6 separate regions of the Homo sapiens genome follow, and regions 1, 2, 3, 4 and 6 are each linked to region 5. Evidence: chromatin loops called from intact Hi-C (ENCODE). Cell type or tissue: dorsolateral prefrontal cortex. All regions are shown on one strand.

Region 1 (5,000 bases), 200 kb before region 5:
TTCTCAGTCCAGTATCCCCAGTTCTGTCCTGGGCCCCTTCCTTAAGCTTAAGTACTGACAGGAAGTGGTTTTCTTTTTTTGTTTTTTAAGAGACAGGGTCTCACTCTGTTCCCTAGGCTGGAGTGCAGTGGTGGTGATCACAGCCCATTGTAGCCTTGAACTCTTGGCCTCAAACAATCCTCCCACCTCCCACCTCAGCCTCCCAAGTAGCTAGGACTACAGGTCTGCACCACCACGCATAGCTAATTTTTAAATTTATTTTTCTTTTGTAAAGATGGGGTCTTGCTGTGTTTCCCAGGTTGGTCTCAAATGATTGCCTCCTTGCCTCAAATGATTTCTCCACTTTGTTATCCCACAGTGCTGGGATTATAGGCATGAGCCGCTGTATCCAGCCAGGAAGTGGTTCTCTTAAATGAGATTTGGACCATGAGTATGACTGAAATTTTTGTGCTTTGTCTGAATTGGTTTTGAGAAGTAGTGTGAGATGTTTGGGGGTGGTGTTGGCTTCATTTTGAAGAGGTAAGATGGTGTTTGTAGAGGCTGAAGTAACCTAAAATGAAGAGTAATTCTGTATATTGGCTCTGCTGAAAGCTTTGATTCTTTCCCCTAGATTAAGTGGGGAATCTAATAGGATCAAAAAACTGTGAGGAATCTGGCCTTCAGCTAAATAGGTGAAGCTGCCATTTTTTGAGCTTTGGCAACTGCCCACATATTCTTACTTAAGATGAAATGATGATGTATAATCTTCTAATCAGGAAATGATTGAGAGGAATATACTTAAAAGGAGTCCTAAGGGTACTGCCTTTGGAAATGTGTAACTCATAAGTCTATTTTGAATATCCTCTGCACTCAAGCGTGAGCAATAAATGTTCTCATGAGTTTTAAAAGTTTTGTCAAAAAGTTGTACTCACTTCCTGGGTGATCTCATTCAGTCTCATGGCTTTAAAAACTAAATTATTATCTCCAGCCTGGACCTCTGCCAACTTCGACTCTGTGATTTTCTAGGCTTCTTGATCAAGCTTAACACATTCAAAGCCAAATTCCTGGTCTCCCCATGAAACTCAAACAGCAGCTTCATCCATCCAGGCCAGATGTCCTTTTTCTTTTTTCCCTCTCTCTCTCACCTCTCAAGTTTATCAGCACATCCTATTTATTTGACTCTTACCTTTAAAACATACAAACATGAGACTTTCCCCATTCTCTGTTGCTACTACCCCAGCCCTTCCCAGCTGCTGCTTGTCTTCCCGGGGTGATCGTGCCCCACTGCGCTCCTTGAGGTTTTATCAGCGGCCAGAGTGATCTCCGGTAAACAGAAGTCAGATCATGCCTTTCTTTGCTACTCACATCCCTGCTAAAGTGTCATTCGAGTAACTTCATTTCACTTGAGTAAAAGCCAGAGTCCTTTCCCTGGCCCATGAGGCCTGCCAGGATCCAGGTCCTCCTCCCCCTGCCCCTTCAACCTCTGAACTCATCTCTGACCTCTCTCCCCCTTTTTGTGCTATTCCTGCCCCTCTGGTCTCCTGTGTCTTGAGTGGGCCTGGCTCATTCCTGCTTCTGGACCTTGCACTTTTTCCCCTCTTCAGGAATCACCTCCCTTCATGTGTCCTTGGCTTTCTCTCTAATGCTCCTACTCAGGGTCAAAGCCCCCTCAGAGAGGCCTTCCCTGAACATCTTGTTTAAAATTGCAGTCCTGCAACACTGTGTCCCCCTTAGATTTCCCATGTAAGATCTTCTCATTAGGTATGGTGCCTTTTGTTGGTGGTCTCTCTCCACTGCTGAGCACATAAGCTCAAGATAAGGGCAGGGGTTTTATGTTGAGTTTTCTGCTGTTTACCAACACCTGGAGCTGTAAATAGCACATAATAGGCATTCACTTGACATTTGTTCACTGAGTAGCTGAAGCTTGTTGTAAATCTGAAATGTATTCTACATTAGATTTTCTTCCTTTTCTTATTTAAAGCATGTTATAATGTGTTTCCTGTTTCACTGGGTTGGGTAGTGATTGACACAGATATTTTCAATGTTTTTGGCTTTCCGACTGGAGAAAAATAGCTTTGGGGGCAGAGTGAGTGTGTTTCTTAAATCTGTCTGCGTGAATCATCAGCATGGATGAATGTAGGAGAAGTTGGTGCCTGTGAAGAGCTGGAGATCCTGGCAGCACAGGCAGCAGGAGTTCCTGTGCAAGCCAGATAGGGTTGAGCTCTGAGACAGCTGCACTGGAATCCTACTTCGTGCCCATTGGCTGCGTGGCCTTGTGCAGATGATCTCTTCTGAGTTCTGTAGACTGTAAAGCGAGGATGACAACTTCTGTCCAGTTCACTTCATGAGTTGGAAGAATCAAATGAGGGACTTGCTCTGTAAACCTCATGGTGCTATAATAAAGATGCTGTTGTTGTATCGTCTACTTTGTAGATCATTTCTAGCAAATTGAAGTGACAACTCTCCTTCTCAGTGCCATCTGGTTCCTCTCTGGGTCCCTTTCTTTATCTGTCACATCATTGGTATGTGTTGATCACTGTACACTAAGGCGCAGAAGAATTATAATTCATATGCTAAACATAGAGGAAAAAAATATATTCCCATTGAGCTGTATTTTAGAGCCAAATGTAAATGGTAATTGGATTGACTTTTGCTTAGATTATTAATGTTCATACTTATCTGAAAGTTGGTTATATAAATATGTCATTAATATATAAATGATATGGTATTAATTATTCATATAATTTAATATATTAATATAACATGCAGATTATGTAATATATAAATAGAGCCAACTTTCAGATAAATCAGAACATTGATTTTATAAATATACACATATACTGGATTTTGTTTTATAGACATCTTTATTGTTTCTTGAATTTTTAACTTTCTTGCTCACTTTTGGCAGAAACAACTCTATTTTCTTTGTAAATAGAAACAGTGTATGATTTTGTAGTGAGTAGTGTTGAATGTACAATTTGGACTTACTATTTTTTCTCTTTGAGTGCTGAAAAAATGTTTTCTACACAGTTTTCTGGAGCAGTTATCTTGTTAACCCCAGGGAGAATGATTTTTTTTCTTAAAGTTATCAGAAGTGTTTCTGTCTGAAACTGCAGTTGCAGTGGAGAGGTTTTCAGCCCAAGCTTTTCATTCTTTTTGGACTCCTAGTAGACACTGATGAGTTTTCAGGGTCAAAGAGGAACATTTTAACAATGGTGTTAGCTGATCGTTTTTTGTTTGTTTTTTATTTTGAGACGGAGTCTCGCTTTGTCTCCCAGGCTGGAGTGCCATGGCACAATCTTGGCTCATTGCAACCTCCGCTTCCTGGGTTCATACGATTCTCCTGCCTCAGCCTCCCGAGTAGGTGGGATTACAGGCACCCATCACTGCACCCAGCTAATTTTTGTATTTTTAGTAGAGACAGGGTTTCGCCATCTTGGCCAGGATGGCTTCGAACGCCTGACCTCAGGTGATCCGCCCGCTTCAGCCTCCCAAAGTGCTGGGATGACAGGCATGAGCCACCGCCCCTGGCCTGATAGTTTTCTTTCTTTCATGATTGGCTCGTTCATGCTCTAAACTTAAGACTTGTCGAGGAAGTAGTAGGTCTCTGTATTTTCAGTTGCTAGCACTAGTAGCCTACCAGGACTTGGGAGTTTATGACTATCTGTTTAGCAGACGGTTCATCTGGGCAAAACTTTTGTAGGCAGTGATAATTTTTCCTTTTCTTGAAATATGTTTAGAAAATGGAAATCCTGTTTGAAACAGCATGTTTCTTACATAGAAGGAAGTAATCTAGTTTTGTGCTACATGCGTTCCTTCTTCTAATGTAGCTTATGATGCATGATTGCTCCTTCATCACCTATCTTCCAAAGACTAAATACTTTCTATTTTGCTGAATGTCTAAGGATATTTGAGATGCTTATGAGGAGGTCTTTTCTGGTAAGAGGTTTGACCTAAGAGCGCTGCAGAGAATATATGGTAATTGTTATGGTTTTAGCATGACCAAAGAGAATTTTCTTTTTTCTTTCTTTCTTTCTTTCTTTTTTTTTTTTGAGATGGAGTCTCTCTCGTTGCCCAGGCTGGAGTGCAGTGGCACGATCTCAGCTCACTGCAACCTCTGCCACCTGGGTTCAAGCGGTTCTCCTAACTCAGCCTCCCGAGTAGCTGGGACTACAGGTGTCCACCACCACGCTCGGCTAATTTTTTGTATTTTTAGTAGAGATGGGGTTTCACCGTGTTAGCCAGGATGGTCTCGACCTCCTGACCTCGTGATCTGCCCACCTCGGCCTCCCAAAGTGCTGGGATTACAGGTATGAGCCACCATGCCTGGCTGACCAAAGAGAATTTTCTCTGCATCTGAAGCATGTAACTGCAAACTGATTTGTTTGTGGTTGTCAAGTAAAGAGGACCAATCTTTTGTTTGTTTATATGCACTGTTTCCTTTCTCACCCTAGTTGCATGAGAAACAGAAGCTTCTTAGATTGATCGGTTGCCTCCTTTTGTTGCATTTGAGCATTGAGAACAAGGACCATGAGTTTTCTCCTCCATTGTGGTTTTAGTTCTAACACTTGGCACATAGTATTTAGTAAAGATTTGTTGAATAAGTGAGATAGGGTATTGGGGAAGATCATAAGAAAAACAAAAGATAAATTATTTATTTATAAATTTATTGTTAGGTCTATTCCAAAACTGACTTAGAAAGACAAAATTTTTTCCTGCTATAAAATATCTGTAAGAACTGTGTTAGCTTGGAGTTTGGGATTCACTTTTCCCATTGCAGACGCTTAAAAACCTCAAGACTTTTCTTGTTGGGTTTCTTTTTGGGGAGTACTTTATTAGGGATACCATTTATAGTAGAAATCTGGAAGACTGTAAAAACCACTTAATATTCCCGAAAGATGGAAGCTTGTTTCTGGAAGCTGTTATGTTTTGTTAAGGCAGAGACAATACATTTTCTTTTCTTTATTGAGATGGAGTCTTTTGCCCAGACTGGAGTGCAGTGGTGTGATCTCGGCTCACTG
Region 2 (5,000 bases), 52 kb before region 5:
TTGCATAATAACATTATCAACTTCATATCATAGATGAGGAAACTAAGGAATTAGATTTAATTGTGTCCTCAAAATCACAGAGCAAACAAAACCTGGGTACTGAAACTTATTTTTAAAATTTTATTAGCGACAGGGTCTTGCTCTGTTGCCCAGGCTGGAGTGCAGTGGTGTGATCATAGCTCACTGCAACCTCAAAACTCCTGGGCTCAAGTGATCCTCTTGTGTCAGCCTCCCAACTAGCTGGGACTGCAGGTGCATTTTACCATGCCTGGCTAATTTTTAATTTTTGTTGTTTTTGTTGTTTGGTTGGTTGGTTGGGTTTTTTGTTTGTTTGTTTGTTTGCAGAGACTAGGTCTTGCTATGTTGCCTAGGCTGGTCCTGAACTCCTGGGCACAAGGGACCCACCCACCTTGGCCACCCAAAGTGCTGGGATTACACACATGAGCCAGCCACCATGCCTGGCCTGATACTAAAATTTTAATTCAGGTTCATTTAATTCTGAAGACCATGCTCTTTCCCTGCTTTTGAACATCTAGACTCAGGTGTGGGTGTGACAGTGTCATGGGAGATCCTAATAGGAAGTACAATGATGTTTCTTTTAATGTTTGTTTGTTTATTTGTTTATTTATTTATTGCTGTTTCTTAAGGAGCAGGGCTAACCCACAGAAAGTGTGCCCAGAGTCGGCCAGCACAATGATTTTATTCAGATTTATGGAAATTTTTCTCTAAAAATGAATGGGAATATATGATGGGATAGAATACAACATTCGCATGGCTTTTTAAGATACTATGTTAGATTTTAAAAAGAAATTTCAGACTTGTTCAGGGCAGCTTTGAAGTATGTGTTCATGCTGGGGAAAATTGAGAAACCCAGCATATTGCACTAGTCTTCCTTCTTAATCCTCGCTTTCACTCCTACCTCACAATCCATCTAAAAAAGTGATTCTGATAAATTGCCTTTTGGTTTTCTTAAAATGTAGTGTATTTTGTTCTGGACCCACAGACTTCTTCTGTGGTCATTTTCTAAATGTGTACTAAGTAGCGTTTCTAAGATCTTCATTCTGTTGATGCCATGTCAGTCTTCCTGCTCAACTTAATACCCTGTGGAAAAGATAAGAATGTCTGCTGTGTGATATTTACCATCTGAAGGACAGGGAGAGAGATTTCTCAGTGATCTCATTCATACATGACGCCAGCCACAGAACAAGGGTCTGACTTGAGCCTTTTCTGTCCCAGCACCTTGGGAATGGGCCACAGGCTACACGACTGTTAGGACCCAAGGCTTGGGGAGGGGCTGAATGAGGGGGTCAGCTCTTGCCCTTAGTTGCTTCATGGTGGTGCCTTCTGTTCATGTGTTCTTCCCATATCTCTATCCTCCTCCCTCATCTTCCCTTGTAGAATCAAGTGCCTATCTTAAGCAGTCACCGTGATCACATAGAGATCTTTGGGCGTCTTTGGTGAATGTTCACAGAACATTGCCTTCCTGCCCCTTCCCCTTTCTTCAGGGTGAAGAAGTGGCCGCATCATGTTCTGGGCCAAGCCTCTGGGTTGGGCTGGGATCCTGCATCTAGCAGGCATGCTCTTCTCACAGACCCTCCCTTTGCCTGCCATCGCCACCTCCATCTCCTCTGCAAAGATGCTTCTCCCTTTTTGATATTCATTTACAGGCTCCCTGCTCCTTTCTGTCCATTCCCTGTTTACTTCTTAGAATAAAACGTTTCCATGGTAACAGGTTACTTTTCAAAGGGAACATCTTGTCATTTTATTTAATCCACTGCAGTTGAAGAGGACTGAAATATTAAGTTGTAGTTGCTATGGATACTGCTTTGTTACACTGGGGTTTTTTTGTATCAGATTTCATATACAATGACTTTCTGTTTTTTTAATACTTCAGGAATAAAAACAACAACTTACCATTATTGTTGTAATTTGGCTTCTGGAACTATTTTTTTCATATTCTAAAACAAAGATTTGTAGAATAATGTAGGCTGAACTTAAGTTGTTTTGAAAAACATATTATTTACATTAGCTACACAGAGAAATTCCTTCTTTTGCTGGGGATGATAGTGACACTTCTTAATTCGGTTTTTGTAATATGATTCACAGTATAAAGATGTCTCCAAGATGATGAATCCACAGCAGAAATCCTTAGTAAACATAAGGAAAAAATAAATATGTCACTTGGAGTTAATTTCTTGAATCTCATTGCTAATAAGCTGTGGCCCTCTTTCTTCAGTTACTGGTTCAGCTGTGTACAGTGTAATTTGAGGTTGATCTGTTTGTCCTTTAATCAGCTTTTCTCATGTCTGGTGTTCTTTCTGATTTCCCATCTGCCTGTAGTATATCCCCCCCTTCATTTGACTTTTTTAAAACTTTAAATTTTTTGGATTCACAGGAAGTTGCAAAGATACCACAGAGTGGTCTCATCTTTTGTAACTGTAATACGATACCAAAACCAGGAAACTGGCATTAGTAGATTGTGTGCGTGTAGTTCTGTGCCATTTTATCACATGGATAGCTTTGTGTAACCACCACAACAATGAAGAGACAGAGCTATCCATCACTACAAAGCTCTCCCTTTGTGGTCGCACCCTCCGCCTCCCTCCCTCTCCCCACCATCTCTAACACCTGGCAATCACGAATGTGTCTCCATTTCTGTAATTTTGTCATTTCAAGAGTATTATATACATTGGCCTCTAACTTTGATAGGTTTTTCTCTTTCATCATGACTTTCAAACTTAAAAAAATTCTTTTGATCATTTTGTCTTGCTTGGGTGTTTGAAATAAACATAGAACCAAAATAGGGAAAGGGATATGGATTCTCATCATTCTGTTTGTAATTAATTGTGTGATTTTGGTTCAGTAACTTAATCATTCTGCCATATGGGAGTGTGATTGAGAGCTCTGACTTTGGAGTCAGCTGACCTTGAGTAGGATTCCTGATTTCTCCACTTATTTGCTGTTTAATCTTGGGCAACTGCGTAACGTCTCTTGGCTTCAGTGACCTGACCTGTACACTTACTACAATAGCACCTATCTTACAGGGTCGCCTGTAAGATTAGATAAGAAAATAAATGGAAATTGCTTACCTTGCAATGCCTGGTACATAGTAAATGTTCAATGGATATATTAGTTGCTTTATTAATGTTAAAATTAGTATTGTTATTATTATTACCTATGGAGATACTGCCTCATAGAGTTGTCGTGGAATAATGAAATAATATGTGCCCAGCATAGAAAGCACTTAGTAATTGATAGCTAGTATTATTATTTTGCTTGTGTTTGTTATGTAACTATAATACACCTAGATTTTTTTTTTTTTTTTTTTTTTCCTCTGAGAGAGTCTTGCTCCGTCCCCCAGGCTGGAGTACACTGGCGGGATCTCGGCTCTCTGCAGCCTCCATCTCCTGGGTTTGAGCAATTTTTCTGCCTCAGCATCTTAAGTAGCCGGGATTATAGGTGCCCACTACTGCACCCACTACCACGCTTGGCTAATTTTGTATTTTTAGGGGTGGGGCTTCTCCATATTGGCCAGGCTGTTTTGGAACTCCTGACCTCGGGTAACCTGCCCACCTCAGCCTCCCAAAGTGCTGGGATTACAGGCACGAGCCACCGCACCCGGCCTACACCTAGATTTAAGATAACGTATGTGAAAACTCTTAAGATGAGGATAAAGATAGATGTGTGTGTATGTTGCATTATTCTGGATATTACTTGCATCTTTGGTTTCTTAATTCATACAGTAGTATCCTTTATATGTCTTGGCTAGGATTCATACTGCCTTTGGTCTGGATTTTTCTTCCGAAGTTGATGACCACCCTGGCTTTGACTAGACCTACTTTGTTAATTCAGCAGCATTGTACATCCAAGCAGAAACCTCTTTAGTAGCTATGTTTTGTTGTTGTTGTTGTTGTTGTTTGTTTGTTTTTTGAGACAGTCTTGCTCTGTCACTCAGGCTGGGGTGTAGTAGCATGATCTTGGCTCACTGCAACCGCTGCCTCCCAGACTCAAGCAATTCTCCTGCCTCAGCCTCCTGAGTAGCTGGGACTACAGGCGCCTGCCACCACGCCCGGCTAAGTTTTGTATTTTTAGTAGTGTGGGGTTTCACCATGTTGTCCAGGCTGGTCTTGAACTCCTGACGTCAGGTGACCTGCCTGCCTCAGGTGAGCCACCACGCCCGGCCTGTTTGTTTTTTTAAAGACAGTCTAGCTCTGTTTTGCCCAGGCTGGAGTGCAGTGGTGTGATCATAGCTCACTGCAGCCTCAAACTCCAGAGCTCAAGTGATTCTCCTGGCTCAGCCTCCTGAGTAGGTGGGATTATAGGTGCGTGCCACCGTGACCAGCTAATTAAAAAAACATTTTTTATAAAGCCTGTTGCCCAGGCTGGTCTCAAACTCCTGAGCTCAAGCTGTCCTCTTGCCTCAGCGTCCCAGAGTGCTGGGATTCCAGGTGTGCACCACCACGTGTAGTGCTGTGTTGCTTTGAACACAGGATAGAAAGACACCTGAATTTCTGTGAATAGCAATACTAACATGTCTGTTAATATCAAAACATGAATTAAATGCCTTAATACCTAGAAATGAGATAATACTGTAGAGCACCTAGGACAGATAGTAAGTGCTGAAATGTTAGCTACTGTTGTTATTCATCAAAGAAGAAAGCTGGAGTCTTCTAGATGAATTTTAGCCTCCAGCACTTGCTGAAGTTCAGAATGTGCCATAATCAGTGCTTCTCAGAGCATAGCTTGTGGACCTCATTATTATTATTATTATTTCTCTTTTCTTTTCTTGTCTTGTCTTTTCTTTCTTTTCTTTTCTTTCTTTTTTTTTGAGGCGGAGTTTCATTCTTTTTTTGCCCAGGCTGGAGTGCAATGGTGTGACCTCAGCTCACTGTAACCTCTGCCTCCCGGGTTCAAGCAGTTCTCCTGCCTGAGCCTCCCGAGTAGCTAGGATTCAGGCACACACCACCCGGTATGGCTAATTTTGTGTTTTTAGTAGGGAT
Region 3 (5,000 bases), 260 kb before region 5:
AGATTACTTAGATTGTTTTCAGAAGTAATAACAGATATCTGGGTATGGAGCATAGCATCTTAGTTTTAGTTTCTTTTTTGAGGGATGCTTTTTGGTGTTATGGTATACCACAGGTGCCTAGAGAAAATTCCGTTTTAGGTGCTGTCCTTTGAGGAAATACTGCTGATCTCAAATAACTGTGGGTAATTGAAATATCATACCTTTTAATGGTGACTACTAATCCCCTAAAAAGAATATAGACTTTTTCGCTCTAAACATGGTTTCAATAGGGTTTTTTTTTTTTTGATGGTCTCTTATGACTCTAGATTGAAACAAACAAGAAAATAACCCTACTTCTATAGTTACTATAACAGCTGAGGCAAGCTATACTACCAGTGGTGCATGGTAAAGCCTGCCTTTTAATAAGTTCTTAAATATAAAGAATGATAGAAAGTTTCAAGTTATGGTGTGTTATAGGTGCCTATGGAGTTATTAGGTTAGAGGAATGATTTTAATTTACTTGGATTCCTTAGCACATTGCTTATTGCATGCGTGCTCAGTAAAAGTGGATACTGGTGTTTGTGCTTTGCAGCTACCGCAGGTCTTGGTTGTCATGGCTTCTCATTAGTGCATTAAGATCCCTTTAGAGCTCTGGTTGCCTGGCAAGAGAAAAGGCAGGAACTGCCAGGAGCTGAAAGGACAGATGCTTAGCTGCAGAAGTAGCCTCTGGGGAGCGTTGGCTGCGTTGGCTGAGGTTCGTGTGCATGTGGTCAAATGTGTGAACTTGGGTTTTGCTAGACAAAACTCTGGGCTACATGGATTAATTAATATATGCTACAAGTGGTCTTTGTTTTAGAAGTCTTTGCAGTTTGAGCTATTTAAAACTTTTTTTAAATAAGCAAATTAGAAGATTCTGTTTGGGGTGCATTCCTGTCCTTTGGGGAAGTACTGCTGACCTTTAAGAATAGTGGGTAATTGGCCGGGCTCAGTGGCTCACACCTGTAATCCCAGCACTTTGAGAGGCCGAGGCTGGCGGATCACGAGGTTAAGAGATCAAGACCATCCTGGCCAACATGGTGAAACACCGTCTCTACCAAAAATACAAAAATCAGCTGGACGTGGTGGCGCGTGCCTGTAGTCCCAGTTACTTGGGAGGCGGAGGCAGGAGAATCGCTTGAACCCGGGAGGCAGAGGTTGCAGTAAGCTGAGATTGTGCCACTGCACAACAGCCTGGCGACAGAGCGAGACGCTGTCCAAAACAAACAAACAACAAAAAAATAAAAAACAGTGGGTAATTGAAATATTGTATGTTTTAATAATGACTACTAGCCAGATGCGGTGGCTCACATCTGTAATCCCAGCCCTTTAAGAGGCTGAGGCGGGCGGATCACCTGAGGTCGGCAGTTCAAGACCAGCCTGACCAACATGGAGAAATTCTGTCTCTATGAAAAATACAAAATTAGCTGCGCATGGTGGCGCATGCCTGTAATCCCAGCTACTCACGAGGCTGAGGCAGGAGAATCGCTTGAACCCTGGAGGCGGAGGTTGTAGTGAGCCGAGATCGCGCCACTGCACTCCAGCCTGGGCTACAGAGCGAGACTCCTTTCCCCCCACCCCGCGCCCTCCAAAAAAAAGACTACTAATCCACTGAAAAAAGGTCAGTTGGCTGGGCCCAGTGGCTCATGCTGTAATCCCAGCACTTTGGGAGCCAAAGGCGGGTGGATCACCTGAGGTCAGGAGTTTGAGACCAGCCTGGCCAACATGGTGAAAACCCGTCTCTACTAAGAGTACAAAAATGAGCTGGGTGTGGTGGTGCATGGCTGTGATCCCAGCTACTCTGGAGGCTGAGGTAGGGGAATTGCTTGAACTCAGGAGGTGGAGGTTGCAGTGAGCTGAGGTCGTGCCACTGCACTCCAGCCTAGGCAATAGAGGGAGACTTCTTCTCAATAAATAAATAAATAAACGTCAGTTTACAATATTAGAATACTGAAAGCTTGAGTAATTAGAAGAGTCTTATGATTAGAATTAATTATTTCAGGCTAAAAAATATTAGAAGGAGACTCTAGAGGGCAGTATAAGTCAACATGTTCATGCTTCTCCTGGCAATGGAAAGTTAAATTTTGCTTTGGAAAAATATACCAGGTGTTCTGAACTCTTTCCCCACCACACGGTGTCCCGGTTTGGTAGAAATGTGAGTTTTGGAAAGAAGTGCTCTGATTTGGCTTACAAAGATTAGCTAATGTATCAGAATTATATGGCCCTAGGGAATATCTCTGCTTGGTTTACAATACTGTCTTAGAAAAACTGGAATTGCCTGGCCGGGCGCGTTGGCTCACGCCTGTAACCCCAGCACTTTGGGAGGCCGAGGCGGGTGGATCACGAGGTCAGGAGTTCGAGACCAGCCTGACCAACATGGTGATGAAACCCCATCTCTACTAAAAATATAAAAATTAACCGAGCGTGGTGGCGTGTGCTTGTAATCCCAGCTACTCAGGAGGCTGAGGCAGAACTGCTTGAACTCGGGAGGTGGAGCTTGCAGTGAGCCGAAATTACGCTGCTGCACTCCAGCCTGGGCGATAGAGCAAGACTCCGTCTCAAAAAAAAAAAAAAAAAAAAAAAAAGAAAAGAAAAAAGGAAAACTGGAATTCCCTTATTGACTCAACTAAATTGAGTTGAGTTTGCTTTTCAGACATTTGTGGAGCATTAAGTGAAAGGAATATATCTTTATAGCTAATATGTCTTTTGTTTTCAAATCTTGTTGGGTAGGAAGTAAATGTACCCTCTATTCAAACAAATGGGAAGAGTTTGACTTATTTTGACTTTTTTTTTAAACAACTTTTTAAAACAAAGTTAAAATTAGATGCCTCATTTGTGAATGTCTGTGTTAATGTTGAACCTTTCAGAACGTTTGCATTAAGCAAAACCCAGAGCCTATTATGCCTATCACTTTTTCTTCTAATTTTTAACCTTCTATGCATTTTCAGGGAAATCTAATCCTTATGTTATTGACTCATCTTACATATAATTCATCAAATATGGTTTGGAAAGAACTGTTTTGAAGCCTAAGAAGCTCTAGTTTGTAGAGCTTCTTAGGGTCTTAGGCTTTACAAGGCAGAAAGTGGGGATTACCAAGGGCAAACTAATGAATCTCCTATAAATTTAGATTTAATATTTTAAACTATTAATTGCAATTTTTGTTTTTTGAGACAAAATTTCACTCTGTTGCTCAGGCTGGAGTGCAGTGGCACGATGTCGGCTTACTGCAACCTCTGCCTCCCGGGTTCAAGCAATTCTCCTGCCTCAGCCTCCTGAGTAGCTGGGACTACAGGCGCCCACCACCATGCCCGGATAATTTTTGTATTTTAAGTAGAAACGGGGCTTTACCATGTTGGTCAGGTTGGTCTCAAACTCCTGACCTCAAGAGATCCGCCCACCTTGGCCTCCCAAAGTGCTGGGATTACAGGCGTGAGCCACCGCATCCGGCCAAAATAGTTATTTTGACGTAGTTACAACTATTTTTCCTTTGGAAATAAATCAGGAGTTTTAGAAAATACTGAGTTTCCCACATCTTTCAGTAATGTTAAAACTAATGTGCACTAGTGAGACAGGAACGAGTATCATGTATTGCCTTTGATTATTGTTATTGAGTATTAGGTTTACTTCTGTCACCACTTGTGCATCTATGTTTTTTTCATTCTAATCACAGAGTAATGTAAAATAAGCATTCGTGTTTTCAAAATATACACTACTCATTAGAACTTTCACCTGAAATTGTGTGTTTTTAATTTATACAGAATTGGTGTGTAAACTAAAGGAGTTTTCTTAACGAAAAAAGTAGAAAGTTAATTAGAAAGTTTCTAGGAAAGAAGGTTGAGTTGTTTTTTTTTTTTTTTACAAAGTATCTAGAAATAAAAGGTAAATTTTTTTTTTCTTTTGTTTTGAGATGGAGTCTAGCTCTGTCGCCCAGGCTGGAGTGCAGTGGTGCAATCTCAGCTCACTGCAGTGTCCACCTCCCGGGTTCAAGGGATTCTCCTGCCTCAGCCTCCTGAGTAGCTGGGATTACAGGTGCTCGCCACCACACCCAGCTAATTTTTGTATTTTTAGTAGCGACGGGGTCGCTGGTCTTGAACTCCTGAGCTCGTGATCTGCCCACCTCAGCCTCCCGAAGTGCTGGGATTACAAGCGTGAGCCACCGCGCCCGGCCAGAAGGTAAAATTTTAAAGCAGCTGTGTAATATGTAGAGAAAGTAACTAAATCTTTGAGTTTACAAAGGATTTGGGATATTTGCTTAATTCTCAGACTTGAAATTAACTAACTTACTAAATGTTTTCTTTATTCTGGCAAGTGACAGAACATTGATATAGACAGTATTACTCACGTTTTGTTTTATTTGAATGTAAATCGGCAGAGTCTCTCTGTATCTTGAAATATACAGGAGAAATTTTCCTTAACCTAAGATTGAAATATTATTTAAATGTATAACCCATTTTTGCCAACCCCTGAGCCAGAAACCCAAAGAAGGATACATATAGAAGTGGTTTCTTATTGACAGCTTTAATTTATGCAAATATCCAGGGTTGTTTTGTTACTACCAAAAATAAAATAAATGTATTTCTTAATATGTTACATGATATAAATGACATCATTTTAAATAGTGACTTTCTAGGGATAGAATATCTTTGGTAAAGATAAAAGCTGGTTTTTGTCAGATGTTAAATGTAGAAAATTGAGAAGGGCTATGGAACAAAATCTTTGATTTACAAGTTGACAAAATGCTGGAACACACAGAGACTATATAGATTCATTTGATATAAGAGCTTCATTTAAGGGAAGGAATTCAAGGCTCTTTCAGCTTGTGATTTCTATTTTGGTGTATTCTGTCCCCACCTAATGATTTATACAATGTGATGATGGTAATTCAGAGCTAGAAAGTAGGTTGTTTCTGGTTTCAGTCCTTCTTTTTATCTGAAATACTGAAAGAGCCGAACTGTATTCTGTACAGGTAGTGGTTACTTTTCTTC
Region 4 (5,000 bases), 61 kb before region 5:
GTGCCCTTTCCACTGCTTCAGATAGAGTTCTTTGAGGTACAAAATAGGAGAGTTGGGTGGTTCCAATAAAGATGATTTAGGTAGTGTCCTTGTCCCTGAAGGACTTAGAATCTAATAAGAGAGGTGCAGTTCCCCAGAGAGGTACAGTGAGAGGATTCCGGGGGCTCCTGCATTTCTGAGCTGCTGCCAGGAAGGAAGTGTCTTCAGAGTGGAGCTGGCTGGCATGGTGGTAGTGTGGGTGACTTTTCCACGGGAGAGAGTGTGAAGGAGAGGAGATCTGGGGTGTGGCCGCTGGGGTACGCTGCCCCTGAGGGGTAACAAGAGAAAGGGCTGTCTGTCTTGGTGGCATGGCATGTGAAGCCAACTGTGAGATGCCAGCACCAGGAAAGACAATGAAGAGGATATCCACAAAGGCTGGCGCCACCATTGGAATCCATTATCACAGGGGAAGGCCATTGGATTTTGGTAACTCAGGGCATCTAATGAGACCAAAATTAGAATCCACATTTCTTAACTTGCTGTTACAGTAACCGTTTTTATAGTGTGCTCTATGTAACAGTTTCATGGGCTTTCAGAGACTGATGAATTTATTACATATTATTTTGTGTTGATTTCTTCAAGTAAACATTTTCCATATGAAAGGGTTAGATAGTTTGTTTTTTTTTAATATATACACTTTTGGGAGGAAATTCTTTGCTGCTCATATTCATATTATTTGGCTGCTAGGTTCTAATTCCATTGCTTTTGTGTTTAGAAAGTATTTTTCTCTAGACTGTTGGTAGTAACAGCAGTTTTGGGAATATGTTGTCTCACATACCAATAAGGGAAAATGTTCTTCCAGCCTGTAGATACTTGTTTCATGTGTTAGGTCAAAGGAAAACGTATTTAAGTGTACTTGGCATTTCTTGTATTTTCTAAATTACATTATCGGCAGGATAAGAGTTTATTGAATCATAGTTTCAGAATTTAGTTTATTTCATAGCATAAACGGGAGTGCTATGGAAATGGAATTGATTCTGCATTCACTGTAGGAATCTTGAGGACACTGTGTGTTCTTTTCAACAGGCTTTAATTTCCTGACATTCCATTACATTTCTGGGAAACAGAATTGGCACTGCCCTTTCCTGCCCTATCTTGTCCTTTATAATTTTGGCGAGGTTCATGGTCTTCCATTTCTTTTTCTTTTTGTAACTGATTAATAATCTATAGAATCACCTCTTAGTTTGTAAGTGGAAACTAAGCCTGCACATCCAAAGCTAGGATTTCTTATATGGATCTGCCTTAGTATTTTGAATCAGGACCTCAAATGAGATTTTTGGATGTTCATGTGTTTGTGGCACGATGTTGAATCTTGAACCTTCCTGTCTTTCTAATTGTTAGAATTAGATTCTTCAAGCTAGACTTGATTGGGCTAGTATTACTTTAGGAAATGTTTTAATTTATTATTTGGGGAATGTTTTATTTATTATTTTTAGTTTCTTATCTAAGGAAGATTAAGCTGTTTGCAGAAAATACAGTTTTCTTTAGCTACCCTGCTCACAATACCATCTACACTGTGTCTGTACCTGTGTGACAAGGCCAAGCACTCCATAACTTTACCCGGATTGTTTGGTCTTTTTCAAAATGTTTAGAGTTTCAAAAAGAAATTTGTGAAGTTGCTTCTCTTAAGTAGCTACTACTATGTTTTTAAATGTGTTGCAGTATTTCTATTAGTTGATCTTGTGTGTAGTCATTCATATCTGTCTTTTGATTCTATTTCTTGGTGATCTTGCTTTTTAAAATCACCATTTACCTTAAAAAAAAAAAAAAAAAGACAAAACTTGCTGTTGTGCTGACAGAGCAGAGAGCATTTAACTGACGCTCCTCCGTGGCTTGGCTTGCTGAGTTCCTGACAGAGCAGGGCATTTAACTGAAGCCTCTCCATGGCTGGGCTTGCTCAGTTCCCTGCTGTTGGCTGTCTTGGATCCCCTTTCTAAGGCCCCACTTCCCTGCACACTAGCTTGGTGTGCAGGGAGAAGCTGCAGAGTCTGTTGGCTGGGCTTTATTTACGGAAACAGCAGGGTTGAGATTGATTGCGTCGTGGAGAGACAGTGTGTGGATGAGGGAGGGTCACAGCACATGCTCAGTCCTGTCAGAGTGAGGGGAAGTTTCTGCGTTCTGCGTGAAGGCTTAGGTCATAGCACAAGCTCAGTGAAAGCTCTATGAGGTCTCTGAGACTGCATGTGCCTCCATTTTGAGTTGTTAGTGTAGAAAAGGGCAGAGTTTTAGCAGAAAGTAAAGGTTCAGGAATCCAGCTAGACTCACCAGAGCCCGTGTTAGTCATGGATGATCCATTCAGCCCCTGCAGGTAGGCTATCTTCCCCTGGCCTCACCGAAACAGTGATGGGTTTTGCTGCTCTTTCTCACTTCTGAAGGTGTTTATGAATCATTTCATCATTCATAGTGCATGTTCCTGAGAGCCTTTAATTCAGCCCTAGCTGGCCATGTAGGTGGTATTGTGAAGCGTAAAATCAGAACTAAGAATGGGGACTACCGGAGAGGCATTCAGCAGATATAGAATGTGAAGCTTTGCGGGTCCCTCTGTCCCTGTCCTCTTCCCCTTACCTCTTCGGCTCGTAGTATAATCTTAACCTCAGTCGTGCTGGGTGTGTGTTGCCAAGCTTGTTTGCCTTCAAGACCTGCAGAGCAAGCCTGCAGGCCGCCCCCTTGCCTTGTGGCTAGTATGGAATGCCTGGGCCGCAGAGCAGCTCTGTTTGGATGTTTTAGGAAGGATGGTAGGTGGGCTTCTATTGGTTGCTTTGAAGGTGGGTGGAACCTTGTTTTGATTGAGAGCCTGTTTGCCAGAGCAAATTATAATTTTTGTGATCTTTTTCTGAAGTCTGACATATTCAGGGAACAGTTGTGAATTATGATTGCAACAATAACACCTTAAAATTGATTTTTTTAAAAATGAAAGGTTATGTCACATCAGTTTTTACTTAGTCTCTTGCCTTCAAAAGGAAGCAGACTCATCTTCCTTTTAGAGCTTATGGAAAATTCTTTGGCAATTAAAAAAAGTATGCATTGACTTTTGTGTTAGAAATTGAAGTTTAGGTATTTTGTTTATTTTTGTATCTGTTTTAGAATCGGATAGCATTTTTTGCATATGTGTATGTTGTCATGTGACTTGGAATTCTATTCTCTTAAATGGAGTAAAAAGAGTAGTTGGTGCTGAGAAGGCAGTCATTGACAAGGCCTCATTTCGTACCCACTGCTTGATAGCCAGACACTAGTTTCTTCTACCCAGGGGAAGTTGTGCTTTTGGGGTGTCCTGTTGCAGAGCAGGTTCAGACAGATGGCTTTCACTGTGGTTTATTTAGGGAGCCAGTCAGAATAAGATTTAGGACAAATTGAATTCTTACCCAAGTAGATATTAAATGAAGTTTTTGAATTATACTGTTTGCTCCTTTTTGTTTCCACTCCTTTTTCTTCTGATAAAGGTTAGAAAAAATTTGAATGCCACCTAAATTTTGTGCATTTGTGAGGATGGAAGAAAGCATACAATATAGAAGAATGTGCAACTGAAAAACCCTCATAGGAAGGAGAAGAAATTTACTATGCATTGATACAAGGAGAAATTCCTTGTGTAAGCTCTTAGTGGTGTAGTGTGAATTTGGAGTGTTGCATGGTCAACTCTTTCCAGGGAGGCCCTTGATTTTAGTGGAAAGTTTTTAGGAAGGCTAATGTTGGTGAATTCTAGTCACTGAAAATATTACTGAAGTATAATCTGTATTCTTACAGATTCAATTTTGGGATTGCAACTAAGGAGATGAATTGTAGAAGGATAATTTAGGGTGTGCGTTTATTATTTTTGTGATCAATTTTTTTACCCATGTGAGGGCTTTCTTCCCATTGTGACCATATTTATTTGGGCATTGCACTGGGGAGTTTTGGGGAGGTACCCCATACCATATAATGTTGCTTCTGGAACTCGCCTTATTTTACTCTGTTTAAAAGCACCATTGCTCTTCCTTCCTGCTTCTTTTAATAAAAGTATCCCTTCAATAGACGAGAGGAACTGGACACTGCACCACTTTCTGTCATGCACTTGTGGGATCTGGGCAGGACTCACATTTCATGCTCAAGGAACAAACTCATTGTTTGAGTCAGGAGAATATTGCCTTTCTGTTCTAGATCTTTACCTCTTCTGAAACTTTCTTTACAGTTAACAAATAAAAATGTGAACAGGAAGCTGTGCTCACAGCCGAATCAGCTCTGGATCAGGTTCCTGCCACTGGTGTGGCTGGCCTGTGTGGGCCTAGTACAAATCTGTATTTATGGAGCTTGGATGCCGCCATCTATTTGATGGTGAAGACTTGTGGTTGCTGACTGTGATCTGTGGATATTCTGTTGTTAAGAGTCGAATTTGTCTATGTTTCAAATCCAATAAAGTAACTCTAATGAGTGTGGTATGTATTTCTTCTATATTATCCTGTCTGGGAAAAATATTTTTTGGAATGCTAAAGGCTTGCTTCAGGGCTTCTGTGCTTGTCTGGTGGAGGAGGTGAGGGAACAGCACATGGGAAGTTACTCTGGTGGTTGATGAAGTCTTTGGTCTGTGTAGCTTGAACATGGAAAAGATGCTAGTTTGTTTCATTTTGGCTTATGGTTCTGCTTCTGTTGCACTTGAGAATATCAGGAAATGTTGGGAATGTAGCAAGTAGATGTTTCAAAAAATAGAGAAGTTCACAAAGTTAATATCTTATTAGTTGTTCTTATCATTGTAATAGAATCTCGAATTCGAATCTGAGGGAGCCTCACATTTAAAGCGTTCCTCTGTCAACATAAGTTTTGCAGTCTGTCTTTGGTTGAAAGCTAGAATGAACTTGATTGTGTTTAATTGACATGTCACTTTTTTTTCTTTTTCTTTTTGAGATAGGTTCTCACGCTGTCACCCAGGCTGGATGGAGTGCAGTGGTGTGATCTCAGCTCACTGCAGCCTTGACCTCCCTGGGGACCTC
Region 5 (5,000 bases):
GAACCTAGTATTTTATTTAGGAAGTTAGCAAGTTTTTCTGGAGTATTACCTTATACTATGGACTGTGTTCAGCACTGGAGATGCAAGTCTTAGACAAAGCCAATCTTTGTGTAAGAAGACTAGATGTGTACAGGAAAGGTGGATTTCCAATGAGAATTCTGAGTGACAGCCACAGTATGGGGAGGTAGATAGAGCAGGAGGATCTTTGTACCTGCTGTTTCTCTACATTATCTGCAAGTTGGAACTCAGAAACTTGGAGTGTCTGGAGCATCTTTGCGAGGTGGGAAGGTGTCCATGGTGCCAGACACTACACAGGGTTGAAAAGACGCAGGGTGAGAAAAGTTGATTAGCTTTGACAAGAAACAAGTCTGGTCCTAAAGGGAATATGTAGATAAACCTGCATCTTTATTCATATGTACTGAAAAACTAGCATACTATTACAGACTTACTTTCTTTAAAAAGCTCTTAAATTTTAGCCACTTTAAATATTTTGTTTTTGTGTGAAATTAGCACAGTCAAAAAACTTAAGAAATGCTAAAAAGAAAGAACATAATCTAGTGTGACTTTACGCTGCTTTGCGGAGAATGAGGCAAGAGTAGGGGTCCTCCTGGCTGGGTTGGAGTCTTGGCTTCACCACCTGCTGGCTCAGTGTGGTGAACATCTTTACTTGATCTTTCTGTGCCTCAGTTTCCTCATCTGTGAAGTAGGGCGATGATAGCTCCTAAACCGTAGATTAAATGAGAGAATACTTTCCCCATAGGATTAAGTAAGATAATGATTGCATGGAATGTCCTGAGCACTGGGCGGGGCCAAACATTCCCTAAATGTTTGCTTTATGGGAATATAGGGGAATCCTATTCCTATCTTTGCCAAAATATTTTCTGCCTTGCCTGCCTCCCTCTCCCAGAGTGAGTAGAATAGGGGTTGGGATAGGGTGGTCTTGGATGAGAACAAATTCCTGCGCCTACTGAAATGATGGAGTCTCAGTGCCCCTTTCCTGACTCTTCTGTGGGAGATAGTCAATGAGGAGCTTGCCTTGGATCGATTGTGTCCTGTCTGTTATTTGGTGCAGTTAGCTAACTATAATTGTTGTTGTTTTAGCTGCATGAAAGCGGTTACGATGCTGGCAAAGCCCTGCAGCGCCTGGTGAAGAAGCCTGTGCCCAAGCTCATCGAGAAGTGCTGGACCGAGGACGAAGTGGTGAGCAGGAACCAGCATTTGCCTTGTGCTCTGGGGCATCGGGCCACCGGCGTCTCAGTGTGTGACCTCCCTGCTGCTCAGGGAAAGCAGAAGCTTCAGTCATGCAGAATGGCTGTCCGTGGCAGCGCCAGGCAGGAGGATGGGGCCCTTCAGCCCCTTAATTGTACAGAAAGACTTGATTTTATTAAGATTAGGCTTCATAGATGTCGGGAAAGATTGTCCAACTTTCATGGAAAGAAAGGAGAAATTGATAGTTACTCCTAAAAAAAGTTAATTTGAACTTGTTTTTGGTGCAAGCTAGCTTGTGATACCTCCCTATTTAAAGACAGCATGTTAAAACCCGTGGACATATAACCTAAAGTAGGGTTGGTGACTTGTCTTTTTTTTAATCATAATTATTTTAGAGAAGGGGGTTTTGCCGTGTTGCTCAGGCTGGTTTTGAACTCCTGGGCTCCATCAGTCCTCTTGCCCCAGCTTCTTAAGTAGCTGGGACTGTAGGCATGCTCTACCATGCTTGGCTTGGTGACTTGTTTTTATAGGGCTTGTAAGACCCCTGACCTCCTTAAAGGACATTGATTACAAGCGGGAAGCAGAGAGTTGATGAAATAAATATGCTGGATTTTACATACTGATTGTATTGCTGTGGCCTGTTGAAGGAAGTGGGGGGAGAGAAATGTGCCCACAGATACAGCCTTGCAAACCCATGGATTCCCATCCAGCAGACAGTTTTAATGAAGCTACATCTCCATCTTGTGACTTGTAAAAGGCATTGCTGTAAACGACTTACGGATTTCTTGTGCTTTTGCAAATACAGTCTTCAGTATGAATGTTACCGCTTGACATTTGCCTTTCAGGTCGAATGAAATTTAAATGAAGGCTGGCACTAATACACCTATTGATTGCAAGTTCCTCTCCTGTATTTTAAAATATGCTAAGAAAGAATGTTTAGAAATTGTATGTGCTTTCCTGATCCCGCTCTTTCATTGATTCAGCAATATTTACTGAGTGCCTGCTTGCGTGCCAGGTGTTGTCCCTCCTTGGGAGTCTTAAGTTTTAAGAGGGGAGACCTTCATAAATGAGTATGTGCCGGGGGTGGTGAAGCAGATACAGAATAGGGTAATGAGGGAGAATCAGCTGGGTGGGGTACTGTCTTAGCTAAGGGAGGATCAGGAAAGTCCTGGTAAGTAACATTTAGATGAGACCTTAGTAAGGTGAGGAAGGCAGCCTTTTGGATATTAGAGAATTCTGGGCCCTAAGGTGAAAGCATGCTTGGCATGTTCAAGAAGTAGGCAGGAATGTTTCTGCAACACAGCAAGGAGGGGAGTGGTGGGAGGGGTGCCCTAGAGGGAGCAGATCAGGTGTGACCTGTTGGCCTGCTGTCAGGGCATGGTGATGTGCCCCACATGAGCAGCTTCTGAACAGAGGAGTGACTTGCTCCGACAGTGGGGCTCACACTGGCCGCTGAGTCCGGTGGTCTCTGGGGGTTGCTGCACACCAGGCTGGGACTGGTGGCTGGGTGGTGTGGCAGCAGTGGTCGTGATAAGAAGCAGCGAGATCCAGGCTGCACCTTGAAGGTAGAGAAAAGAGAATTTGCTCCTAGAATGGCTGTGGGTGAGGGTGGGCAAGGGCTGAGGAATGGGAAAAGCTAGGCGGAGCTGAGATGCACTGAAATGGCCCTAGGGTTTGGTAATGGAGTGCTTGTTGAATAGTTCCTTAAGACTTTAACTTTATCAGACTTACAGAGTTCATGAAGCTGTTTTAAAACAAACAAAACCATAAAAATCTTAACGTTATTATTAAAGAGAAAGAAACATCTTAAACATTTTAAAATGTTTAGACAACGTTAAATTCAGTTTTGAGAAGTCGTAGTGATACTGTTTTTTTACTGTAAGCCTGTTTATGTGAGGAGTGGATAAGAGATCTGATTGACAAGGTTTTAAAATTCTGCGAAAAGCCTGTGTGGAAGAAACACATAAGGAGATGAAAAGGATGGAACAAGTGTATAGACTGTGGTCGTTTAACCACCCTTTGTGAGATTGTCTTCAGTCCTCTCAGCCTGGCCTAGGCGGCCTCAGGGCCTTGTCAGCTTGCAATCCATGGCTGCTTCTGCTTCTGCATTTCCCTCAGTTCCTGGCCATCTCCTCTCTCTTCAGTCTCCATGCCCTTTGGCGTCCTCTCTCCTTCCCCACTTCCCTGCCTCTTCTTGGTGTCTCCCACCCTCCCCACTCCTCACTCATGCCTCCCAGCCCCTCGCTAGCCATGGCTCTCCTCTCTCCCTTCTTTCATTTCTCTTGTGACCTTTCATTCCCTCTGGAATTTTAAAAATACACAGCCAAAGTCCTCTCTTCCTGCTGAAGAGAAAGCTGCTTTCCTTTTCCTGCAGCGCCTGCTTGTAACATCAGGCAGCTGTTGATTGTCTCCCCATTGCTGCTGCTTGAGGATTTGTCGCTGTGAGCTGAGAGGGAAGTTTTGCACATCAGAAAGAGCCTGGTTTATTTTGAAAAACAAAACAGGACTCCAAAGTGGTGAATATTTTGAGTATGGAATAATGATCCTTAACTGTATACATCCGTATCCGTTTGGGGTCATTTTTATCATGTTTGCTTCTTGGTTTGAAAAATGTCTTGGCAGCCATCCAGCCCTTGTAGAGCCTCAGGATCAAATGGTTCCCTTATGTGTAGGAAGTGAAGCTTCACTTTGAAAACCTCAGCAGTGAAGAAGAGAGACTGACTGAATAATTGAGAGGTTGAAGGAAGCTTCTGGTGAATGGATCCAAATCAAATCTTTGAAGAGATTTATGTGGCAACAAGGCAGTCCCCTCTTTACCCTCGCCTGGCTTTGGCTGTGAAAAAACACCTGCTGTGTTCATGTGGCCCCCTTCTGTTAAATTTACCACATTTTCTCACCTCAGGAATCACAGGAATAAGCAAAACAAATGTGTTCCAGCTAACATAAATACATGGGCCTACCTCCCCCTTTTTTCCTCCCAGTTTTCTATATACTTGGAACATTCTAATTATTATTTTTATTATTATCATTACTATTTTTTAAGAGATGGGGGTCTTGCTATGTTGTCCAGGCTGGACTCAAACTGTTGGGCTCAAGTGATCCTCCCACATCAGCCTCTGAGCAGCTGGGACTACAGGCAAGCCACAATGCCTGGCTACTTATTACTAAACTTCGCTGCCGCTGGCATATTAATTTGTTCTAACTACCCAGTGTCTGATCTGACTACAACAGTCTTGATGAACGGGTTTCCCTTGGCATTTTTACATGAATACTTTGAAGCAGCTGCTCTGTGAGAGGGTTGGTGAAATAAGCACCTGAAGGTGTGAGTTCCCTGCTGTGCAGCGGACAGGCTGGGCCTCTGCACCTCCTGGGCCTGGCAGGCCTGCTGCTCTATGAAGAAACTAACCTCTCATGCCAGTGCAGACCCTACTCGTTCTCCAGTCTCAGCTCGGTTCCTGGCCCATCCCGCGGCCAGTGCTCCCTCTTCGCACTGTCTCCCCTCTGCGCGTCACTCGCTTGGCAGTTCATCCTCTGCCTCCTCGTGCTGACTTCTGATCCCCAGCTCTTCATTCCTTGCGGTCTTATTTCTGAGTTGATTGTCCTCCGAGTTTGTAAACTTATTAAGGGTAAGGACTTAATGATGAAGATAGTTTCTCTCCATATGAGAGGCTTGAAGAATATTGATGACTCTTTGTTCAAGGTAATCCTTTTAAAAAGTTCTTCACTATAATTGAGTGTCTTCAATCCAGCATTTTAAAACTTTTAATAGTTAATAGTTATGAATCAGCACA
Region 6 (5,000 bases), 380 kb before region 5:
CTGGTCTCAAATTCCTAGGTTCAAGCAATCCTCCTTCGCTTTTTTTTTTTTTTTTTTTTTGAGACAGATTCTTACTCTGTCACCCAGGCTGGAGCGCAGTGGCACGATCTCGGCTCACTGCAACCTCCACCTCCTGGGCTCAAGCAATTCTCCTGCCTCAGCCTCCCGAGTAGCTGGGATTACAGGCACCCACCACCACGCCCAGCTAATTTTTTGTATTTTTAGTAGAGATGGGCTTTCACTATGTTGTCTAGGCTGGTCAAGAACTCCTGACCTCAGGTGATCTGCCCACCTTGGCCTCCCAAACTACTGGGGTTATAGGCATGAGCCACCGCACCCAGCCCTTTGCCCATTTTTGAATTGAGTTGCTTGTGTTTTTTTGTTGAGTTGTAGAATTCTGATAGAACTGATAGTTACATGATTTACAAACATTTTCTCCCATTCTGTAGGTTGTCTTTTCACTTTCTTGATAGTGCCTTATATAACTTTTTATTTACTTTTATTTATTTATTTTTTTGAGCCAGGTTCTTGCTTTGTCACCCAGGCTGGAGTACAGTGGAACAGTCATAGCTCACTGCAACCTCAAACTCCTGGGCTCAAGTGATCCCCTCACTCAGCCCCCCAAGTAGCTGGGACTAGAGATGCACGCCACCACATCCAGCTAATTTTTCAAAATTTTTTTGTAGAGATGAGGTCTCACTATGTTGCCCAGGCTGGTCTTGAGCCCAGCTTGAGCGCAAGCCATCCTCCTGCCTTGGCCTCCCAAGGTGCTAGGATTACAGGCGTGAGCCACCATGCCCAGCCAATAGTGTCCTTTGATGCACAAGAGTGTTTACTTCTGATGAGGTCCACTTTGTCTATTTTGTTGTTGCTGCTGTGCTTTTGGTATTGTATTTAAGAAACCATTGCCTAATCCAAGCTCCAAAAGATTTGCACCTGTTAATTCCTTCTAAGAGTCTAATAGTTTTAGGTCTTTCATTTAGGTCTATGAGCCATTTGAGTTCATTTTTATATAAGGTTGCATGTGGATATCCAGTTGTCCCAGTACCGTTTGTTGAAAAGGTGTCTTTTTTTTTTTTAAAGCGTCTTTAAAAAAAAAAGTCTAAGTCTTAACTGCCAACAGATCACCTTAAAAACTGCTGAAGGACGGGCACAGTGGCTCACGCCTGTAATCCCAGCACTTTGGGAGGCTGAGGTGGGCGGGTCACCTGAGGTCAGAAGTTTGAAACCAGCCTGGCCAACATGGTGAAACCCCGTCTCTACTAAAAATACAAAAATTAGCTGGGTGTGGTGGCGCACACCTGTAATCCCCAGCTACTTAGGAGTCTGAGGCACGAGAATCACCTGAACCCGGGAAGCAGCGGTTGCAGCGAGCAGAGATCGCACCATTGCACTCCATTGCACTCCAGCCTGGGTGACAGAGTGAGACTCTGTCTCAAAAAAAAGCGAAACAACCAAAAACACTGTTGAAAATGTGGTGTTTTCAGACAGTGTGCTCAGAGGTCGTGGCCACTCCCAGTACACACCCACCCCCAGCTGTCCTTCTTGTTATTATTAAGAAAGAGCGCCGCTGTGCAGTTAGCACTGTTAAAACTGCTGCCTTCACTGAGCTTACACCAGGCTAGGCTAGGACTGGGAAAATTGAAGCTCTAGGTCGGCCAGTGTACAACCAGGACTCCTGGCCAGAACATACAATGCCTGAGGGCTGAGGGCCACGGGGCTGGAGAGGAGCTCTTCTGTACCGGGGGGGGTTGGAGGGGGTTAATCCTTCCCCCAACCTTCTGCAGGTGCAGCTCAGCTTTCCCTGCCATGAGAGCAGGGCGCCCCTGCATCCGCCTGCTAGGGGTGCGGTGAGACACAATATGTAAGGAGCCCTGGTCAGGGCCCTCATCCTGGCTACTCCTCCTGGCTACTCTATTTATTTATTTATTTATTTATTTATTTCTGCATATGAAAGCCAGGTCACAGCTACTCTTTAACTGTGCAGAAGGTCAGCTGGTGGTCCAGGTCCAGACGCGCCCAGGAGCTTCCTTCAGCCGCCAGGGGGCGCAGTGGGGCTGCCCCAAGACCCTGGGCCTCCGTGGCCTCCCCTAGCTGCTGGCTCTGCACGCTGCCTGGCTGGGCTGGCTGCCATCCCAGCCCTTCCTTCTCTCCAGCCCCAGCTGGCTGGCGCAGGTTTACTGTTGCAAGTGGACTGTACCCTGTGGCTCACAGGGACTCAGAGCCAGAGTGAAGCCAGCCCAGAGCTCTGGGCAAAGCTCGGTGAGATGAATGGAGCTGTCACTGGATAAAGGGAGATTCCCGGACAGCACATCCTTGTCAACACTCTCTCCTGTGTCACCGCAGATGCTGGGACGAGGCACAGCAGAGGCCATGGGACCTGGTCAAAGCGAGACTTCTTCCTTGGCCCATTTTGATTTCTTTTTTGTTGTCGTCGTTGAGACAGAGTCTAGCTTTGTCGCCCAGGCTGGAGTGCAGTGGCGTGATCTCAGCACACTGCAACCTTTACATCCTGGATTCAAGTGATTCTCCTGCCTCAGCCTCCCGAGTAGCTGGGATTACAGGTGCCTGCCATCATGCCCAGCTAATTTTTGTATTTTTAGTAGAGACGGGGTTTCACCATGTTGGCCAGGCTGGTCTCGAACTCCTGACTTCAGGTGATCCACTCGCCTTGGCCTCCCAAAGTGCTGGGATTACAGGCATGAGCCACTGCGCCCGGCCTCCCACTTTGATTTCTGAACCTTTTGGGTAACATCTCCTTCCCTCACATTTCTTGTGTGTTGAGGTCTTTTGTTCAGGCTTTCAGTGGATGAAAGGACAGAGGAGGAAACAGCTGTGGGAAGAGCAGCTGCTGTGCCTCCCTGCCTCTCTGCTTGGCCACAGCTCCCCTCCCTCTCTGGCTGCCCTAGCACTGAACTCTGATCTTCAGCAGTGAGACCTAGTACCTGCCTCCGCCTCACTGGGAAGCAAAGCCGCAGAGCAGGTGCAGCTGTGTGTGGCATGGCCAGCCACAAGCCAGAAAAACCAGCAAACCAGGGCCGGGAACAATACTTCCTGGGACCAGCCCCGGGGACCACTTTGGAAATGAGCATGGCAGAGGCAGCCACAGGGTGAGTACCCAAGTTCACGTGCACCTGCTTTAAAGGGAACCAGTGGGTTCTATGCCAAGTGCTCATATGGAGGGCATCTGTGGTCAGGCTGCAACTTCAGGGGAGAATTTCCACAGGTGTCCTGCACTGATTTCTGTCATTCCAAGTGACAGCACCTGTTTGAGGGAGTGCTCTAGGGCCATTCGGGGAGAATCAGTGACTCCACACAAGGCAGGGGCCCTGGGTGCCTGGTCTGGGGAAGGGCAGCCCGAGGCGGGGTCGGGAGTGATCAGATCCTTGGGTCTCTCCTCTTGGTCATCTTGGTCACACTTTTTCCCTGTTTTTATGGAATGTTGGGCCTCATCTCATCCACCAACATCAAAGCCAGCCAGCCAGCCAGCCAACCTCCATAGGAAATGGGCTGCAGTATTTGGCATAAAGAGCCTGCAGTGTTAAAAGACCCTTGTAAGTCTCTAGCCAACACCTTCCTAAGGCCTAGACACTGCAGAAATAATGCCTCATACTAGAGAAATATGACTTCCAGAGTAGAAACAGGGACAATTGCTGAAAAAACAAAGGCTTGACCAATCCTACTCTGCCCTAAGGGGAAGCTATGTGTTGGGGGTCTCTCACAGTAGGCGGTGGCCCCCTCCTCCTGAAAGAAGGCCACTCTCAGCTTACTTCACCAATAAACAGAGATGATGTCTCCACACTAATGTCACCCCAATTCAAATGACCTGGAAGTATAGAGACCTAGGGCCGGGCACGGTGGCTCACATCTGTAATCCTAGCACTTTGGGAGGCCAAGGCTCATTTGAGGTCAGGAGTTTGAGACCAGCCTGGCCAACATGATGAAACCCTGTCTCAACTAAACAACAACAACAACAACAAAATGAAGGCTAGACACAGTGGCTCACGTCTATAATCCCAGCTCTTTGGGAGGCTGAGTTGGGCGGATCACTTGAGGTCAGGAGTTCGAGACCAGCCTGGCCAACATGGTGAAACCCCATCTCTACTAAAAATACAAAAAAATTAGCTGGGCGTGGTGGCAGGCACCTATGATTTCAGCTATTCAGGAGGCTGAGACATGAGAATCACTTGAACCCAGGAGGCGGAGGTTGCAGTGAACCGAGATGACACCACAGCACTCCAGCCTGGGCAAAAGAGTGAGACTTTGTCTGCAAAGAAAAAAAAAATTACCCGGATGTGGTGGCGGGCGCTTGTAGTTCCAGCTGCTTGGGAAGCTGAGGCAGGAGAATCACTTGAACCCGGGAGGTGGAGGTTGCAGTGAGTTGAGATCGTGCCACTGCACTCCAGCCTGGGTGACAAAGCAAGACTCCATCTCAAAAAAAAAAAAAAGTATAGAGACTTAGAAATTCACTGCTGACCTCAAATGTGTGAGTCCCCCAAAAAGTATGCCCTGGCCTGCCTGGGTGTCCTTTGTCCTAACTGATCCCTGCAAAATAGCAGTGACAGCCTACTTATTAAATCTTGCCTGTACCTAAGTCCCACTCACATGGCAGGGTGGGGACTGGGGCTCCTCAGGGTTATTGTCACACGAGGTTCGGAGAGCAAAGTCCCTCAGGAACTATACACAGTGATGTGTCGTCAGACAGCACTTGAGACCTTGGGATGTAGCTCTTGCCAAAAACATGGTCACACACGAGCCAGGGGCAGAGGAGCTGCATTTATCAAACCAGCAGTGATGCTGGAAATCTATGTAGATGCTGGCATAAGCAGGCTCCCCACTTTGGTTCTCTTTTCTTCATAAGGGCTTTCTTTCTTTCTTTTTTTTTCCTGGACACCATAAGAAAACATCCCTAGGATGACAAGAATAACAAAAGTGTGCCAGATACAAAGCCTGTGAAGTGTTACGTTTGGGTTCCAAGCCATGTTTCTGCCTCCTTTGAG

Evidence for each region. Peaks named below come from ENCODE experiments on the same cell type or tissue, not always from the same donor. Only the 100,000 strongest peaks of a DNase experiment are listed, where the experiment ranks them.
Region 1: a loop joins it to region 5, with 2.2 times the contacts of the local background. A loop is called at or near these places in 9 of 110 quality-filtered maps.
Region 2: a loop joins it to region 5, with 2.1 times the contacts of the local background. A loop is called at or near these places in 19 of 110 quality-filtered maps.
Region 3: a loop joins it to region 5, with 2.2 times the contacts of the local background. A loop is called at or near these places in 8 of 110 quality-filtered maps.
Region 4: it touches region 5 in a loop (2.2-fold over the local background); 17 of 110 quality-filtered maps call a loop at or near these places.
Region 6: it touches region 5 in a loop (3-fold over the local background); 7 of 110 quality-filtered maps call a loop at or near these places.

Annotation. Positions count from the first base shown.
Region 1 is chr1:8,657,787-8,662,786 of GRCh38, reverse strand. The region is part of intron 1 of RERE (arginine-glutamic acid dipeptide repeats); the gene reads left to right. Among named protein-coding and RNA genes, the nearest start is that of RERE, 160 kb to the left of the region's middle. In dorsolateral prefrontal cortex, no CTCF peak of the experiment used is centred here; a DNase peak (open chromatin) is centred at 2,206; H3K4me3 peaks cover 334 bases; H3K27ac peaks cover 3,712 bases.
Region 2 is chr1:8,514,559-8,519,558 of GRCh38, reverse strand. The region is part of intron 7 of RERE (arginine-glutamic acid dipeptide repeats); the gene reads left to right. Among named protein-coding and RNA genes, the nearest start is that of SNORD128, 22 kb to the right of the region's middle. In dorsolateral prefrontal cortex, no CTCF peak of the experiment used is centred here; DNase peaks (open chromatin) are centred at 1,580 and 2,590; H3K4me3 peaks cover 2,163 bases; H3K27ac peaks cover 4,654 bases.
Region 3 is chr1:8,723,748-8,728,747 of GRCh38, reverse strand. All of the region lies in intron 1 of RERE (arginine-glutamic acid dipeptide repeats), which reads left to right. Among named protein-coding and RNA genes, the nearest start is that of RERE, 91 kb to the left of the region's middle. In dorsolateral prefrontal cortex, CTCF peaks have their summits at 1,844 and 2,047 (motif pointing right); a DNase peak (open chromatin) is centred at 677; H3K27ac peaks cover 2,370 bases.
Region 4 is chr1:8,523,106-8,528,105 of GRCh38, reverse strand. The region is part of intron 7 of RERE (arginine-glutamic acid dipeptide repeats); the gene reads left to right. Among named protein-coding and RNA genes, the nearest start is that of SNORD128, 31 kb to the right of the region's middle. RefSeq lists an enhancer at 2,696-2,745 and a silencer at 2,562-2,856. In dorsolateral prefrontal cortex, CTCF peaks have their summits at 1,804 and 2,006; DNase peaks (open chromatin) are centred at 2,015 and 2,695; H3K4me3 peaks cover 3,442 bases; H3K27ac peaks cover 5,000 bases.
Region 5 is chr1:8,462,125-8,467,124 of GRCh38, reverse strand. It overlaps RERE (arginine-glutamic acid dipeptide repeats), which reads left to right. Exons shown (of 23, transcript NM_001042681.2): 11 at 1,102-1,200. Among named protein-coding and RNA genes, the nearest start is that of SNORD128, 30 kb to the left of the region's middle. In dorsolateral prefrontal cortex, CTCF peaks have their summits at 1,958 and 3,730; DNase peaks (open chromatin) are centred at 1,210 and 3,341; H3K4me3 peaks cover 685 bases; H3K27ac peaks cover 5,000 bases.
Region 6 is chr1:8,846,127-8,851,126 of GRCh38, reverse strand. No RefSeq gene overlaps it. Among named protein-coding and RNA genes, the nearest start is that of MIR6728, 18 kb to the left of the region's middle. In dorsolateral prefrontal cortex, CTCF peaks have their summits at 1,865 and 2,065 (motif pointing right); a DNase peak (open chromatin) is centred at 2,086; H3K4me3 peaks cover 518 bases; H3K27ac peaks cover 1,786 bases.